2 separate regions of the Mus musculus genome follow, and region 2 is linked to region 1. Evidence: chromatin loops called from intact Hi-C (ENCODE). Cell type or tissue: left cerebral cortex. All regions are shown on one strand. Links, peaks and the distances in the headings refer to the core of each region. The heading gives the core; the rest is flanking DNA.

Evidence for each region. Hi-C counts contacts between places; a loop is a spot of excess contacts. Peaks named below come from ENCODE experiments on the same cell type or tissue, not always from the same donor. Only the 100,000 strongest peaks of a DNase experiment are listed, where the experiment ranks them.
Region 2: it touches region 1 in a loop (4-fold over the local background); 11 of 42 quality-filtered maps call a loop at or near these places.

Annotation. Positions count from the first base shown.
Region 1 is chr13:62,851,578-62,859,912 of GRCm38, reverse strand. It overlaps Fbp2 (fructose bisphosphatase 2), which reads left to right and starts at 1,513. Exons shown (of 7, transcript NM_007994.4): 1 at 1,513-1,785; 2 at 4,847-5,009; 3 at 5,847-5,939. The coding sequence starts at 1,616. In left cerebral cortex, for the core only: CTCF peaks have their summits at 3,333 (motif pointing right), 3,533 (motif pointing right) and 5,037 (motif pointing right); DNase peaks (open chromatin) are centred at 1,749, 2,902, 3,535 and 5,024; H3K4me3 peaks cover 629 bases.
Region 2 is chr13:62,555,391-62,563,725 of GRCm38, reverse strand. Zfp934 (zinc finger protein 934) reads left to right here and starts at 5,097. Exons shown (of 4, transcript NM_001162911.2): 1 at 5,097-5,239. The coding sequence starts at 5,237. In left cerebral cortex, for the core only: a CTCF peak has its summit at 1,813 (motif pointing left); a DNase peak (open chromatin) is centred at 5,059; H3K4me3 peaks cover 829 bases.

The DNA.
Region 1 (8,335 bases), core at 94-8,093:
GCACACCGACTGATTTTGAATACTTAGAGCCACTCCACCAGTTGTTGTCTGAATTTATGAGGAAAGCACAGTCTTACATGTTGAGCATTACTCTCAAATTAATCCACATATTGGGTAGCCAGCTTGGGACCCAGAGCCAGGTCTGTCTGCCATCAGAGAAAGTTAGGATATCACAGTAACAGAGAGCATGGCCAACTCTAAGCAGTTAATTCTAGGTCACCTTTAAAAAGTATTTCTTTAAGCGTTTTTGTTGGGAGCTATTAAGATAACACTATTGTCCTGATCTCTGAATTGGGCCTCTTCCCCCGAGAAGAAAAGAGGGTCAAAAGCGGGCCACCGGCACACCGCTCCGAGAACAACCACAGATTGTTCCAGCCCTAAGTCAGCGCGGATGTCCTGACCTCAAGATACCCTGATACCGCCAAGTTCCTGCTTCCACGTGTAACTGCCTAAGAATGTGCAATTCTATTGCCCCTCCCCCACTGATAAGTACTTCTCCTTTTGCTTGTATTGCCCCATCCCTCCCGCTGATAAGTATCTGTACTTCCCCTTTTCCTTGTGCAATTCTATTGCCCCATCCTTCCTGCTGAAAGGCACTTCCCCTTTTGCTTGTGCATTTAAACCTCAGGCCTGACTAATACATTTGGGGGCTTTGATGCATTCTAGAAGGTCTCCGTGTCGTTATTCGCACAAGGCCCTCGTCCCTCTCTACCCCCCATTTGGTTCTTAGGAGGAGGTCCCCTCGAGACCCTCGAATAACTGGACCTGCTGGACGGGTCACCTTTTTATGAGACCATTTCGTGTGTCTGTCTCCTACACATGCTCCACTTACATGCTTGGTATCCTGGAGGTCAGAGAGGGCACTGGAGCTTCCCAGAACTAGAGTAAAAGTTGGTATTTGGACCCAAAGCCAGGTCCTCTGCAAGAGCAGCCAGTGCGGTCCTGATGTATGTTTTCAAATCAAGGGTTTTTAAAATAAAAATAAAAATCCAGAGAAACTGGCAAATCAACCCTGAGACTAGACACTCTGCTAGGAATGTAATATTATCTTCCTCATCCCTCCAGTTACACATGCTTAATAGAAGCAAGCCTGAAAGAACTCTTGCTCCAGTCACCCTGGGATTGCCATTAGTTTGTTATGTGACCTATGCCCCAGATAAAGAATCTGCCAATATGCCATCTGAGAGTCTCAACCGTGCAGAATGACACACAGTGGCGGCTAGCTGCAGAAAGCCCTCTTGCTTCCCATAGGAGGAATTTGTGAGTCATTTTATTAGCTAGTCTTCTTTCACCTGTGGCTGATCCTGGCTTCTTAGGATCAAACAAAACAAAACTGGGTGTAGAGATTGAGGCCAGCCCTTCCCTGTAGCGCAGTACTATTTACAGCCTGCTTCTTGCACTGTGGCAGCTGCCACCGTCAGGGAGGGAGGCCAGGGAAGTTTCCTTGAGGGCTTGTCCGGCTATCTGAGTCACGTGGGGTGGGGTTCATTTCCCTCGGACTTTGGCACAGTCAAGTGCAGGTGTGTCTTCAACGAGTAGGCTGTGAGGCTGCTGCCTTGAGAGAGCAAGGATTTCTACAAGGAGCAAAGGGAGGCTTTGGGATCTCATTTGCACAATGACGGACAGAAGCCCCTTTGAGACAGACATGCTGACCCTGACCCGTTACGTTATGGAAAAGGGGCGACAGGCCAAAGGGACCGGAGAACTCACCCAGCTGCTCAACTCGATGCTGACTGCCATCAAAGCCATCTCTTCCGCAGTGCGCAAGGCCGGCCTGGCCAACCTGTAAGTCCTGGAGAGCATGCGCAGGCAACCCAAGCCAGGGTGTGGAAGCCACAGACCGGTGCTTGTGCTAGAAACGGGGTCCAAAGCTAATTTGCTCTTTGTGCCGTAAGGACACTGCATTTAAATTCTTTAAGCCTGCTTTGATAAAGCAGCCTTTGGCATGTTTTGCAAGGAAAGGGAAAAACTGCTTAGCAACAAACTGCAGAGAAAAGTGTGACTACCGGTTACTTGGGATTATAATGGTAACACTATAGCTTGTTGCCTCAAAACCTATATTGAATTCTCATTACTTATATTTGCAAAGTCTTAATGGGACTTTAAAATGTGTTTTGATGCCTTTTTTTTTTTTTTTTTTTTTTACCCCGTACAGGTGTGTTCAGTTGTCATGACCTCTGTCAGTATTGTGGGGTAGAAATCACCAGAACACAGGTTAAGGGGGCTTGACTGTCATGAAAAGAACCTGGCTCAGTTTTCTCCATCTTCACGTGGTGTTCAGGAATCTGGACAGGCTGGGCTGGGGCAGGCACAGCAGAGCACCTTTGCTTGGTTCTCTTTTGCAAAACAGGGCCACGTTCATGCTGGAGTTGCTCTTGGCCACAGCCAGGAGTACGGTTTTAAGGCATGATGAAAAGAAATCACTTCCTTTGGACTTCCATTTTGATTCCAGTGAAGGGCCCCTCTGAAGTCGAAGGAAGGGACATACATGTGTGTGTGTGTGGGGGGGGGGGACCCTCGAAGAAGAGCCAACAAAGTCCACCTATTTAAAATGTTTATTCTCGATCGTGTGGTGCCTTTATTCCCAAACTGTGACAGCATTAATTTCATAATTGCAATCATAAAACCACCACAGAGCTTACTATGTACGTGTTTAGGAACAGATAACAGGACCCAAATTAAAGATGATTGATTGGCTCTTTCCCCGGCCCGTGCTGTCCCTTAACTGTGTGATTACTTCATTCGGCAAGAACGGCCAAGCGCTCTCTGCCTTTAAGAACATGCTTCCAGAATGGGCGTTGCCTGCATGTGTGAAGATCATCCCCGAGTAACATTAGATAGCGTCTTTGCTACTCCTGTGTTCCCGCTCTGCTATAATTAGGGCGGTTTCCTGTGGCCACTCAGGACTTTTGCCCACACTTTTAACCCCTCCTCCGTGCAGGCCTCTCGGCTCCACAGCAACTCTCTTGGCAGCGTTCCTTGTGTATCTGCCACAGTCTGCTTCTCAGTGGTTCAGCATCCGACCAAGGGCCATGAAGGTCTAGATAGTTAAGTGCTTTATTTAACTTGGTTTTTCTTACCTTGTAGCTGTGGAATATGGTTTATTCTCGCTAAGACCTCCATGTTTGTAAATCTGGGAGCTACTAATAGTTTTAACACAAAGGGCTGTTACAAGGGTTAGTAAGTCATTAGGGCTATGGTTCTGACAGTGATAAATACTCAAGACATGCCCCACTATTAGCTACCATGGTTCTGAGACCATTCGAGGAAAAACTTACAGACTGGCCTATGTGGTGATTGACCACTTGGTGGCAGGCTCAGCCCTGGAAGTGGTGTCAGACAGAGTCCTAGGTCCCTGGACTGCTCTTCATAGTGGGGAAACCCTAACCTCCTCACACAGAGAGCAGCCACGGGGGTGGGGAGGAGACAGGGGCTGCAGGTACCCTGGCCTTGTCCAGTGCAGCTGTGTCCAGCCTTTAGGCATCGTGACAGGACCTCGTGGTTTACAGATGTGTTGGGCAGCATTCACGCACATGGCCAGTAGGTGGCAGGCTGTACACATTTGCTCAGCTCTTCATGCCCCAGCAACAGCTGCTTACATAGGAGACTGTGATCCTGAGGCAGAGCAAACCAATTTAATTGTTCTATTTGTTTGCTTACACGCTGCCGTTTTGAACCAAGGGGTAACAGCCTTTGAGGTCATGACGTTTGACGTGAGGTTGTTTCCCAAGGCTCATCATACCATACATCAAATTCTGGATGGGAGTAAAGTGGGAGGGGACGCCGTCAGTTAGAGAAAGGGGAGGGGTGCTTTTATGGACGTCAGCGTCCATACGCGGCTCTCAACTAGAGACACCTGTTCGCATCACCTGAGGATTTCTTCAACAAATAAATGGAATTAAAGGGAAGGGAAGAGGGCAAATGGCTTTTTTTTTTTTTTTTTTTTTTTTTTTTTTGCCACCCCTTCTCCATAGTTCAGCAGGACCTGGCTCTGAGTGTGGGTTAGTTAGCTTCCCCATTGCTGTGATAAACACCAGGACTAAAAGCAACTTGGAGGAGGAAAGCAGTCCATCACTGGGGCGCGCGGGAGGGGGGAGGCGTGGGGGGTGGGGGGACGGTCAGAGCAGGGACTCAAGGCAGGGACCCAGAGGCAGGAACTGAAGCAGAAGGCACGGAGAACGCTGTTTACTGGCTTACCCAGCACCACCCACCCAGGGGTGACACCATCCACAGTTGGGTGGGCCTCTCACATCAGTCAGTAACAAAGAAAACGGATGTTTCCACAGGCCAATCTCCTGAAGCCATTCCTCGATTGAGGTTCCCTCTTCCTAGGTGACTCGAATTTGCTTCAGATTGACAGAATTAAAGCAGCCCAGAGTGAGACGAGCCCGAGGTTATCGGGGACACCCTGAAGGCTTGAGGTGTGAGGAGGAGATTGTGTATTATGGCTCTAAAACACAAGCCTCTGTAGAGATGTTTGAAGTTGAAGCTTGATGTTCCAGTGTCGAAAAGCTATGACCATCCACTCTTTGGTACCCTTAGTTATCCTTAGGGGCTCTCCCGTTCCCTCTAGCTGCCAGTGCCACGCAGGAGTCTGCATTTTAGTGAGACTGGATCTGGTCAACTTCCTTGGAAGACCAAGGAGACGTGACAATGCCCCCAAGGTGCAAAGGAAGTAACCTTGAGTATCACTGCTTTGGGTCATAGCACGCTCCCTATGTATTTATAATTTGGAGATGGAAGAGGCACGGGGGAGAAGGGTACCTGTACTGTTGGTTTGGGCTCCTCACATTCTTTGCTGGGATTAAGACCCCTTCGGTGACTTAATCTACCCTTGTCTTCTTAGGTATGGGATTTCGGGGAGCGTGAATGTGACAGGAGATGAGGTGAAGAAACTGGACGTGCTGTCCAACTCCCTGGTCATCAACATGCTTCAGTCCTCCTACAGCACCTGTGTGCTCGTCTCCGAAGAGAATAAAGAGGCGGTGATCACAGCCCAGGAGAGGAGGGTGAGTCTAGCGCCGGCTGCAGTACCTCCCGTCAGCAGTAGATGGCGCTACTGGGCTGAGAGAACGGATTGTTTTGCTTAAACTTTTTCTGGGATTGTCCTGTATTTTAGGACTTTTGTTTTCTGGAAACAAAGCATTTCTCAGTTCTTCAGCGGGAAATTGTACGTGGTCTCCTGTTCAGTGCGTCAGTAAACAGGCCTTGGCGTCATTTTGATGAACTTGGACTTTGTAGAGTCCAGGGATAAGGAGGGTTTATTTGGGGAAGTCTTCTCTTTGACAAGAGCTGTACAGAGCAGTCTCTGATTCAGCCCCACCCCCACCCCCAAGATTTCTTATCTATGGCCTTCACTACCCCTGTCTGGAAGAGGGCTGCAATCTCTTGCAGGGAGTGGCTCTTCCCAAATAGATTAGCCTAGCAAATAGACGAATTCGGGGAACACTTTATGATAATCCTGTGCCCTCGGCAGAGTTTGCTAGCGCACGGAAAGGGGTTACATTCAGCAGAGTCACAGAGACTTATTAAAGACTGAAGTTTGCTGGTGGTCAAAAATTCGGTCAACCTTCAGTCACAATACTGTTCTGCGTTTGAACATCAGTTCCACCACCCGAGCCTTGCAGCAAGTGGTTGTGAGTGTATTTTTCAGCATACACCAGACATATAACCGATACCTGTTGAGCTATGTCCATAAGCAATGTCTTTTGGCATTGCAGAAATGGAAGGCTCATGGGTCTAAATGTCTTTGCTGGGACAAACGTCAGTCGCGTGCAGCTCTAATATAGCACAGTTGGGCCAATAGGTAGCTGTGCTGACGGGGTGCTTTTCTGTCTGTGATGTAGGGGAAATATGTGGTTTGCTTTGACCCTCTGGATGGATCTTCAAACATTGACTGCCTGGCCTCCATCGGAACTATATTTGCTATTTACAGAAAGGTGAGTAGATAGACTAGCATCTTTCCACTTAGTTCCTAGTCTGGAAGTCTATCTTTTCTTTTACTCACTAGACAAAGCACCGGAGGCAACTCCAGAAACCCCTCTCTCTTCTCCCTACCTTGCAATCTCCACTGGGAATCTTCATCTACCTTCTTCCCAACATTCCCCTGGGAGAGAAAAATGGCAGGGCTCCCATGGGGACCTTGTTCTGATTGTCTGGATGGAACTGAATAGCCTTCATCCAAAATGCTAAGGGGCAGAACTATCAGGATTTCAGATTTTGAAATTTTTGCAAATAACATAATGAGTTGTTTTGGGAATGAACACAAAACTCAATTGTGTTTCTCATAGACCTTGTACCCATCACCTGCATGTAACTTCATACAGTATATGTTCTAAGTACTCTAACCTGCAACCCAGGGTCAGGTACAGAATCTGCCATGCATGAGCTCATACTGGTACTTAAAAAGCTTCAGGTATTAGAGGATTTTATTTATTTACTTATTTTAAGCAGTGTCTTGCTAGGTAGTTCTAGCTGGCCTTGAATTTACAATATTCTCGCCTTACGCCCCTGGATGCTGGAGTTACAGGCATGTGCCACCATGAGTAAGAGTAGGGATACTCCACTCTCACTAGGCTCTAAGCACACACATCCTCTGCTTCCGAGTGAGACTCAATGCTTACTGTTGGTTTTCTGTTGCCGCTGTGTACTTTAAGCCTCTTAGAGGCTTAAAACACCCATTGATTATCTGTTCACTAAATCAGAGAAGGCTTGGAATACCTAATCACCCATTGATTATCTGTATTCTAAATCGGAGGAGGACTGCCAGCTTTATCTACTTAGGGTCCATAAACCAGCCAATCTGATCTCTTCAGTACCTAGAAGCTGGGAGTGGGAAGAATTTGCTTCCAGGTGAGCTTAGGTTAATGTGAGCTTCGGTTGACGGTGGAGTTCAGTTCCATTTTGTAGTACACTAGAAGTATTTTCCCTCTTTGTTAGAGGAGTCCTTTTCAGCTTCTGGAAGCTGCCTGTATTTGGCCTGTGACTTCTTCAGTTTCAAAGTTCACAAAGGCCCCATGGCCTTCTCTCAGAGTCACTAAGACAGCCCCTCCTTGACATTGCTTCAGTCTCCTTGACTTGCCCTTGAGAGCCAAGTAAGTTCAAGCTTTCATTTGTTTAGACAGGACTAATATTTTCAGGACCACTTGGAAGAAAAGGGTCACCTCATCTTACAGCCCAGCCCTGGGGGAAGTCAAGGTGAGAACTCAAGGCAGGACCCTGGAGATAGAAAGTGAAGTACAGACCACAGGGTAATACTGCTTATTGGCTCACCCACCTGGCTTGCTCTGCTGCATAGCCCAAACTCGCCTGCCCAGGGATAGTGTCACACCCAGTGGGCTGGGTCCTCCTCCATCAATTAACAGTCAAGAAAACATCCGGTAAGACATGCCCACATGCCAATTTGATGGAGGCACTTCTTCAACGGAAGTTCTTTCTTCCCAGATGCGTTGAGTTGACAACCACCACGTCTGGGCTAAGCCTTTGCCTCAGTCCCAGGAAGTGGGTAAAGACCCACTGAGGAGGAGACCCTTTGACTGAGGAGCAGTAGAAGGACAGAGAAGGAGAATTAACTCAGTGTAGCTCACTGTGTCAGCAATGGCTGGATGACAACTTAAATGGGTTCCCCAACTCCATCACTGCAGCCTTTAACATCTGAAGACCAACTGCGTTGGAAACAAAGGGGTATTATTATTCATGGCATATAGCCATCATGCTTGAATTTAGAGAGACTCAAGACACAAGGGTTTTGCCTTAAGTTTTAAAATAAAGCACAGGCTCTAATGGCCAGTCCAAATAACCATGGGCCTCCTTAGATTATAGTTCTAAAGAAAAGGTAGACTCCAAACACACCAATGAGGGTGTGCTAGGCATCAGAGAAGACATGTCTGATTATACCATCAGGTATCTGGAACACCAAATCATAAAGTCAGAATGTTGAGCTGTGGTTGGGCGTACCTACAGTCAGTAGACAAAGTGTATTAGTTACAAACTTGAAGACCTGACTGTAACCCCATGGACCCACATAAAAAATGTCAGGTATGGTAGAATGCACTTGAAATCCTAGTGCTGGTGCAGTGGGGACAGGATGATGCTTAGGGCTTACTGGCCAGTCAGTACGGCCTACCTGGTGAGTTCCAAGCCAATGAGGGGTGTTGTCTCAAAAGGAGGTCAACAGGGTTCATAAGGATAAACCTAAGGTGTCTTCTGGCCTTTACCTTGTAGGGCTGCTGAGTAGAGATCACTGTAGTGAGTTAGGGACATGGCTTGTGGGAATTACAAGGGAGGGGATGACTTGAGCATCTTATAGTGCTCTTGACAGGATTCAAGAACAGAT
Region 2 (8,335 bases), core at 238-8,237, 300 kb after region 1:
AGGCGTGCGCCACCACTCCTGGCAGTTAATGTTTTCATGGTTTAAAATTATTTATTTTTATTGTCAGATGGGTCTGTAGTGTACATGTTTTTATATGGCAAGCATGTGCTTTTGTGCTGAGCTTTGAGCACATCTTGAGTTTTCAAATTCTGGATGCATTATCATTCTCTTTCCCAGGGTGGCACTACTCATGATGATAATACTGCTGACCCTTCTCAGTCATTGGATGGCAGGTGCTGACCTTCTTTCTCCCTGATGTGTTTGTTGTGACTTATGTTAGGTGGACTGTGAGTCTTTTGCCTGTATGCATGAATATAAACTTCATGTGTGCCCAGTCCTTACAGTAGTCAGAGATGGTCTGAGACCTCCTGTAAGAGGAAGAATCGATAGCTGTGGGTCCCTGAAAATACAGGCAGGCACTTGAGCTCACTTATTTGTTGGGCCAGCAAGAGCTTCTCATGTAGTGTGTAGCCTTTTAACTACCTCTTCTTCTTCTTCTTCTTCTTCTTCTTCTTCTTCTTCTTCTTCTTCTTCTTCTTCTTCTTCTTCTTCTTCTTCTTCTTCTTCCTCCTCCTCCTCCTCCTCCTCCTTCTTCTTCTTCTTCTTGTTTTTTTGTATTTTGTTTGGTTTTTCAAGACAGGGTTTCTCTGTATAGCCCTGACTGTCCTGGAACTCACTTTGTAGACCAGGCTGGCCTCGAACTCAGAAATCCTCCTGCCTCTGCTTCCCAAGTGCTGGGATTAAAGGCGTGCATCACCACCAGCCAGCAACTACCTCTTCTTAAGCTCCACACAGGCATACTACCAGCCCCAACTCTGGTTCCCTTCCCTCCATGGATTAAAATTACACACAAACACACACACACACACTAATATTTTTACCCTGTCTTATGGCTCAGCGGCTGGGCTTATCCCTGCCTCTGGCAGATATTGTGTTCTTTTTAGTACTTGCTCAACAGTCTAAATCTTTCATTAGCTTATTTGGTGTTACCTTCTCCTTGCTCCACATCTAAAATCTAACCTCAGCCTAGTTGCCCTGGTTCCTTCTCCTTGCTCAACACCCTAAATCTGCTCTCAGCTTAGTTGTATTTCTAAACTACCTTGTGGGAAAGTGTCCAGTGTCTTCTCCAGTCGGGATCTCACCTGGCTGGTGACTCTCTCTCCCTCCCAAGCATGGCCAATCTCCCTTTCCTGCTTCCTGCCTCTTTTACCCTCCCCTTTAGGAACCTAGAAATCCTGCCTCTTCCATCCTCCCATTGGCTGCTCACCACTTTATGGATGGATCAAGTGTCAATTGGAGAAAAGGACCTTCAGAGTTTACAGGCCAAATCCCAGTCAGAGCATCAGAACCATGCCCTACACTGCACTGCTGAGCTATCTCTACTGCCCTATGTTGTTTACCTCTAATCAACATTAACATTACGAGTATTTTCTTCTGTCCAATTATAACTGCTTAAACATATAACTAAAGTATTAATATAGTTTTAAGAAGTAAATATTTCCAGGTTGCAAAACTTGATTGTTCATCTTTATATGATCATACCCAAAATCTTTGATCTGGAAGAAATAAAGGCCATGTATTTAGTCCTGGAAAAAAAAGTGTAAAAAGGTAAAGGTTACATGAAGTGGTGTATTATGATCTAATTTAAATGCATAAAAATTAATTTTACAACAAAAATATAATAAATACAGAGTTAGTTATGAGCAATTGATGTTGTTCCAGGTAATACAGATTGCATTTCAAAAAACCTCATGGCTGTAATTCAATTGCTGTAACTGCAATCCAGAGGGGTATAATGCCCTCTTCCGACCACTGTAGGTAATGCACACAAACATGTTCCAGCAATAGACTCACATAAGTAAAATAAAAATAATGTATAAGATATGGAATCTTCTACAGAGATGTCACAGCCTTGAGACACACAGCATTCAGGATGCACTTCTTTCTGGTCCTACAGAGAAGCACCTGTGCCTTTCCTCTGAACCAAGTTGCTGAGTAAGAAAAGCAGCCTTATTCTGAGGTTAGACTAGCTCAGCACACCTGCTCACGTAAGAACGGTAACCACAGTGCTGTTAGGTGATGTTTCCCTGATATTTTCTGTTTGTATTCTCTGTCCATTGTATATGGAGAGCTGTGGCATTGATACATCTTTTAAATGTACTTTTAGATCATACATTGTTGACTAGAAGGTCGTTTTCCTCTGTAAATCTCCATCTGCCTCTGTGACTATTGTTCAAACTATAGCTGTGGCCCTAACCTAAGAGAGACTTAGGTACAACAGCATATTGGGAACTAAAAATTCTGCTCTAGGCTGGTTCTTCTTTGGGCATCAGTCAAAGATGAATGAGTGATCTTTTCCCATGAAAGGATGCTAATTCTACCTGTTATACCTTCAGCCTTTTAGAAAATTATTTCTGAGACAAGGTTTCTTATGGTGAGTCATGTAGCTCTCATTCCACTCTGTTATGTCTCAGAGCAGTAACATTGCTATCCTATTATTTAAACCAACTAAATTCTTTTTTTTTTAATTTGTTTATTGATTATACACTGTAGTTGTCTTCAGACACACCAGAAGAGGGCGTCAGATCTCATTAAGGATGGTTGTGAGCCACCATGTGGTTGCTGGGATTTGAACTCAGGACCTTCGGAAAAACAGTCAGTGCTCTTAACCGTTGAGCCATCTCACCAGCCCCCCACAACTAAATTCTTAAGTTAACATCTGTACCACCACTGTGTTTTAAAATTATGCATTAGAGTCATGTAATCAACTGTTACTGATTCTATAGGAAAAGCATTTGCATGAGGGGAATAACTTCTGCATTCTGACCAGAATTGGAAGAAGTTTATTGTGTACACTAATGGGGGAAACAGGGTGGGTAATCAGCTGCTGGAATCGCCATAATGAAAAAGTGCCTGATGCTGGTATGGAGGTAATTTTATAATTTTGCAGCATGTCTTAATTCATGTTGGGTAAATGAAAACAGACTAGATCGGTGGGTGTATGATTTGTGATGTCAGTTAAGCCAGTGAATACTCAAATTGCAGTTAGGTTACTACTGTCCTATGAGATATGTGCAATCCTCATTGACATAATTAAATCAGCTCAGAAATTTAAAACACAGGCCTTCATTGGCTGTAGTTGTGTGTGAAGTTACAGGTCTCAGCAGGCAACAATCCACATAGAGGCAAGGTCAAAAAATATTTGAAAGATGCTATTCCTTTTACCAGGAAATGGACTATTCTTTTACAAAGTCAGAATGGCTATGTGTTTTTTCAATAATATTTCTGTTTGTAAAAAGTCAATTATTGGTTTGCTTTAAATGCAGCACTTATCTGATCTCTTACTTGTATCCATTCTGTGATGTTTCCCAGGCATAAGAATTTCTTTCCATTTCTTTTACAAGTGCTGCTTAGGACAAGGTCTCCTGAAGCCCAGGATGGGTCATGCCATGTAATTGATAATTGCCTTGAACATCTAATCCTGTCTCTAAAGCCACATGTTGGGAAGAGAGTCTTGCATCTCTTCTAGGCTAGGCTTTGAAGGTGAACGTTTTCCTGGTATGGCTGTACTTGACATTAGCAATAAGTAGTGAGGTCACCAATTTTCCATCTTGATAGTCACCTTGACTGGCCATTACTCTGGTCTGCAGACCAGGCAATTAATAATCTGGATAAAGGGGCTGGGGAGAAGGCTCAGCGGGTAAGAACACTGACTGCTCTTCCCAAGGTCCTGAGTTCAAATCCCAGCAACCACCTGGTGGCTCACAAATATCCATAATGAGATCTGGAGTGTCTGAAGTCAGCTATAGTGTAATTATGTATAATAATAATAAATAAATCTTTGGGCCAGAGCAAGCAGGGACTGAGTGGGGTTGACCAGAGTGAAGTAGAGGTCTGAAAAATTTAATTCTCCACAGCCACATGAAGGCTCACAACCATCTTTACAGCTACATTGTACTCATATACATAAAACAATAAATATATAAATCTAAAAAGAAAGACTCTGGATAAAAACTGAACTTCCTGTCAACTGTTGTTGCCACCAATGCAATTATTTCAAATGACTATAGTTACAGGAGTTCACTTACCTAAAACCAAACAGATAGGCACTGTGAGGAGTTTTTATTATTTTCACCATTTAACGTGGGAAAACCCTTCTTTACTCTGGAGGTTTTGGTTAAGTAGAAAAAAAATTAATCTAGGCCAGAACTTCTGCTGTGAACCTACATATACAAAGGATATTGAAGATGGTAGTTCTTTCCCTTTCTCTTCTTCCCACATACTGGCTTGCAAGGTCTTTCTATTTTTCTGACATTAAGGCTCCATCTTTGGAATTCTGTTACGTGCTGAACACCAGCTGAGACATACAGGAACTACTGTTTTCTTCAACTCTTCATTGGTACAGTCATTGATTTACTAGTGGGGCCACATTCTGTGAGCCATTCTTATCTATCCAATTTCTGCATACTTAGAGAGATCCATGCTCTGAGTTTTGTTCATCTGGAAAACCTTTACTAATACAGATATGTTTTTTCACCCTCCCACGTAGGAAACCGTGCTGGCTAACAACAGTGCTCCATAGTGTTTGGCATCCATCCCCTGCTTTTCCCCCAGGGTTGTCTGGAGTCTCATATATAGCAATTGCATATTAGCTGCGGTTTTCCTGATGTCGGTGTAAAATGAGAGGAGCAAACATGATATTTTATGTCCTAAAAATCTCTCTTTAATTGTAATTATCCTTGGAACCTATGGTTCACTCTGCTCCAAGTTGAATAATGTACTATGCAAGGTGTGGCTCTTGATTCCTTGGTGGAGGAGGGGGCGGAGCGAGGAGAAGGTGAACCTGCGGCGGCCTTGGAGGAGCAGGAAGAAGAAATTTCTGCTGAATTCTGGATGACAGAAAGATAGACTATTGGAGGACAGGACTGAAAGAAAGTCTTGCAGATCTGAAAAGGGTCAGCTCCTGGATAAAAAACCCGAACTGGGAAGCCCTATGCCCCGTGCTTTCAGCGCACTCTAACCCTAAGGGAGGTGCTCATGTCAATCAAGTCTCACTAACCAATCAGGGCCTCCGGATAGGCCCGCCAACAGAAGGAGAGGCGTGTTCTTCCGTGTGCCTTGTTCCCCTGCTCTCTGTTCCTCTCCGTTGCGAGCAAGCTGAAAGATTGGTCTGATGTGTTTTGATCTCTGCTGCCAGGGACCCTAGGGCAATGCCAGCGATCTACAACGTGGCGACATGGTGAGCGTGTGACCACTGCCCTTAACCGGAAGGAGCAGGGAGTTAAGCAGCTGGAGTCGGGGTGATGGGATACAGGGGACCAGCCTGGCTGTTCTTGGTTCCTCTTCAGGCAGCGGAGGGGGAAGAGTGTCTGAGGTGACAAGACTTGGTTTTCAGAGATATTTAGGGTTGCTGTTTAGTATTAAGACGTTTGCCTATCTTAAGTCTCAGTCGCGTTGCAGCAGAAGCTGACCTGCCCGAGTTCCTCTGAGGCAAGGCTGGACGCTGCAATCTCTGGTATTTAGAGCCTCCTCTTAAAAGGCAGGGGATTAAGTGAATAGCTTTTGTTCTATCTCCACTGAAATTGAGATACTCTTAACTTCCAGCTGCTAGTTGAAGTCACAGGAAGAAAAGTTGGACACTTTCAAACATCTCTTTAAACTTTTTTTCCAAGTTCTTCTAAAAAGTTTCCTATGAAAGTTCTCTAAGGAAAGGGAGTGGGTGATTAAGTAAAGGAGTCATTGCTAGAGCCTTTCCCTCTTGTCCAGATGCCTCTTGCTTGCTAAGCTTGGGGGAAGTTTGGAGCAATAAACTTCTCTTAAACCAGGAGAAGAGAGCCACCTTCACAGAAGGAAAGTCTTTTACACAAGCAAATATGGATAAACTCACATAAATTCATATACGAATTCATACCCTTTTGGGAGGTTAGTTTGGTCCAATGTATGTTGAATTTCCAACTAGAGGGGACTCCTTTGCAGATATGTCCAATCCACTTGCACAGTTACTTCAGCTCATGAAAGTATAACAACGTAAAAACAGAATTCTAGGCTTTTAGGCCCAGGCTTGGGAATGTGGCCTTTGTAAAGGTGTGCTAATCATAAAAGAGATAGAGACATTCCTCTACCCACCCGCTTCCTGGGTTCAAAGAGTGCTCATTCAAAGAAAATCACCCTGGCCATTACCAGAACCTGCAATGCAAATGTGCTATTGTTAGAGGCTCTTCGTTGCTGTCTTGAGAGTTAACAATTACCAGGTATTCCTTGTGACTCTTGTAACTTTACACTTCCTTGTGACTCTTAGCTGGTATCTTTGGTATCTTCCAACAACGCCCTCCCCACTTCCTTAAGTTGTGGTTTCTTCCTTTAAATACCCCCTTACCCAGCTACTCGGGGCGCCATGGTCCTCTACCCCTGCGTGGTGTATGACCATGGGCCCGAGAGCGCTCTTGAATAAAAATCCTCTTGCAATTTGCAGCAAGACCCGTTTCTTGTGGGTGATTTTGGGGTGGCGCCTCTCCTGAGTCAGAACGTGGGGGAGTCCTCACGTTGTGGGTCTTTCATTTGGTGCGTTGGCCGGGAAGCGCGACCACCCCTCACACCCGAGAACCGACTTGGAGGTATGGGGATCCCCTCTTGTGTGCGTGCCAGCCGGTGTCTCTGTTCTGAGTGTCTGTTTTCTGAAACGAACATTGGAACATGTGCTTGTTGTGTTGGGTTGTTTATGTCTTGTCCTATGTTTCTGAAGCACGGCAAAGTCTGAGTTTAGATCCATCTGAGTTTATTGAATTTGTGTCTTGGTTTCAGGGTTACGAGATCGTGGGTTCGAGTCCCACCTTGTGCCTTGGTTTTACATCTGGCAGAGTGAGGAACAAGTGTGCTTCTCTGGTTTTGGTCGTCTAAGTAAAAGTGGACGATGTTGTTGGTAGACGATGGGGTGATGGGGTTTTCTGAAATGCGCGCATCTGTATTTGCAGCTGTCCTTTTGGGCCGTAAGGACTGGAGGACTGTGGTCGGCAGACGTGCTAAGAGGACCACAAGCTGTGGCCCTGGGGGACGCCCTGGGAGGTAGGGAGAGCCAGGGACGCCTGGCTGTCTCCGGAGATCGGTCAGAGGGACCGAGTTCTGTTGAAGCGGAAGCTTCCCCCTCCAACATTGTCTAATTCTTTTGCCTGCTTGTGGAGGACAAGAAAGGGTCGAGCGTGTCGAGATCTGTTGGTTTCTGTTTTGTGTGTTTTTGTGTATGTGTTTAGAGCTATGTGAAAATCTAAAAAAAAAAAAAAAGCAAAGGTAATTCTCATAGGTGCTTTATACCCTGACTAGAGATAGTTTACACCTGAGATGTGAGAGAATGGGTTTTAAGAAAAGTAGTACTCTCCGACTATCTGGGGATAATTTGGTAATAAAATAAAATAAACAGTATTAATAGATAATTTGGTAATAAAATAAAATAAACGGTATTAATTGGTCTTTGGAGCCCTGCATCTGTAGTTAAGAATCTAGTGTGGCTGGAGAAGCCCTGCTAGGCGCTGATTATAAACGCTGCTCTTATAGGGATGAGCAGCTTCTCAAGTTCTATGGTAAGGGAACAGATGGCTGCTTTTCCTACAAAAATCTCTGTGCTTGTGATTATTAGATTCATCAGGTGACAAGGTGCTCCTCTCTTGAAATTACAGCTAGAAAAATTAAGAATTTTGTTTGGTTTAAATGAGCAAATATATACGGCCATTTCATTTTTGTTTCTAAATAGTTTCAAAAGTATAAATATGTTTTATATGTCTTGGTTATAGATTAGTGGCTCATAAGTTATTGGTTATGATTAAAAATTTGTAACATTGGTAACAAAAAGTTGACTTAAAACTGGTAACTCTGGGTTAGAGTAACTTAGAACTACAACATGCAGCATGAGACAACCCATGGGAACAGGTCTCTAAAGATACGCCTAAATTGGGTAATATTCTATGTAGTTCTTATCCTAGAAACCCGATTTATAATAGATATATTGGCGACTACACCTTCTTGTGTTTGTGTGCAGGAACGGACAGCCAAACTTTGTAGCAAGTAATGTTTTTAGAGTTCATTAAAAAAAAAAATAGATTGTTTTCACTGTTAAAATTGGGTTTTGCTCCTCAAAATTGTGGTTGTACTCTCATGTTACAAGAGAAATTGAAGGCTTCTCCCGAATCGGAGCCACCAACTAAATCGGCTCCTCTAAAATCTATAAAGCCTCCTGAGTGGCCTAGTCCACAACCTTCCCCTTATCTACAGCCTCGACCCCAGCCGCCGAGGGAACCCCAAACCCCTCGGGGTGTCGAGAGGTGGACCGCTGTGAGTACATGGA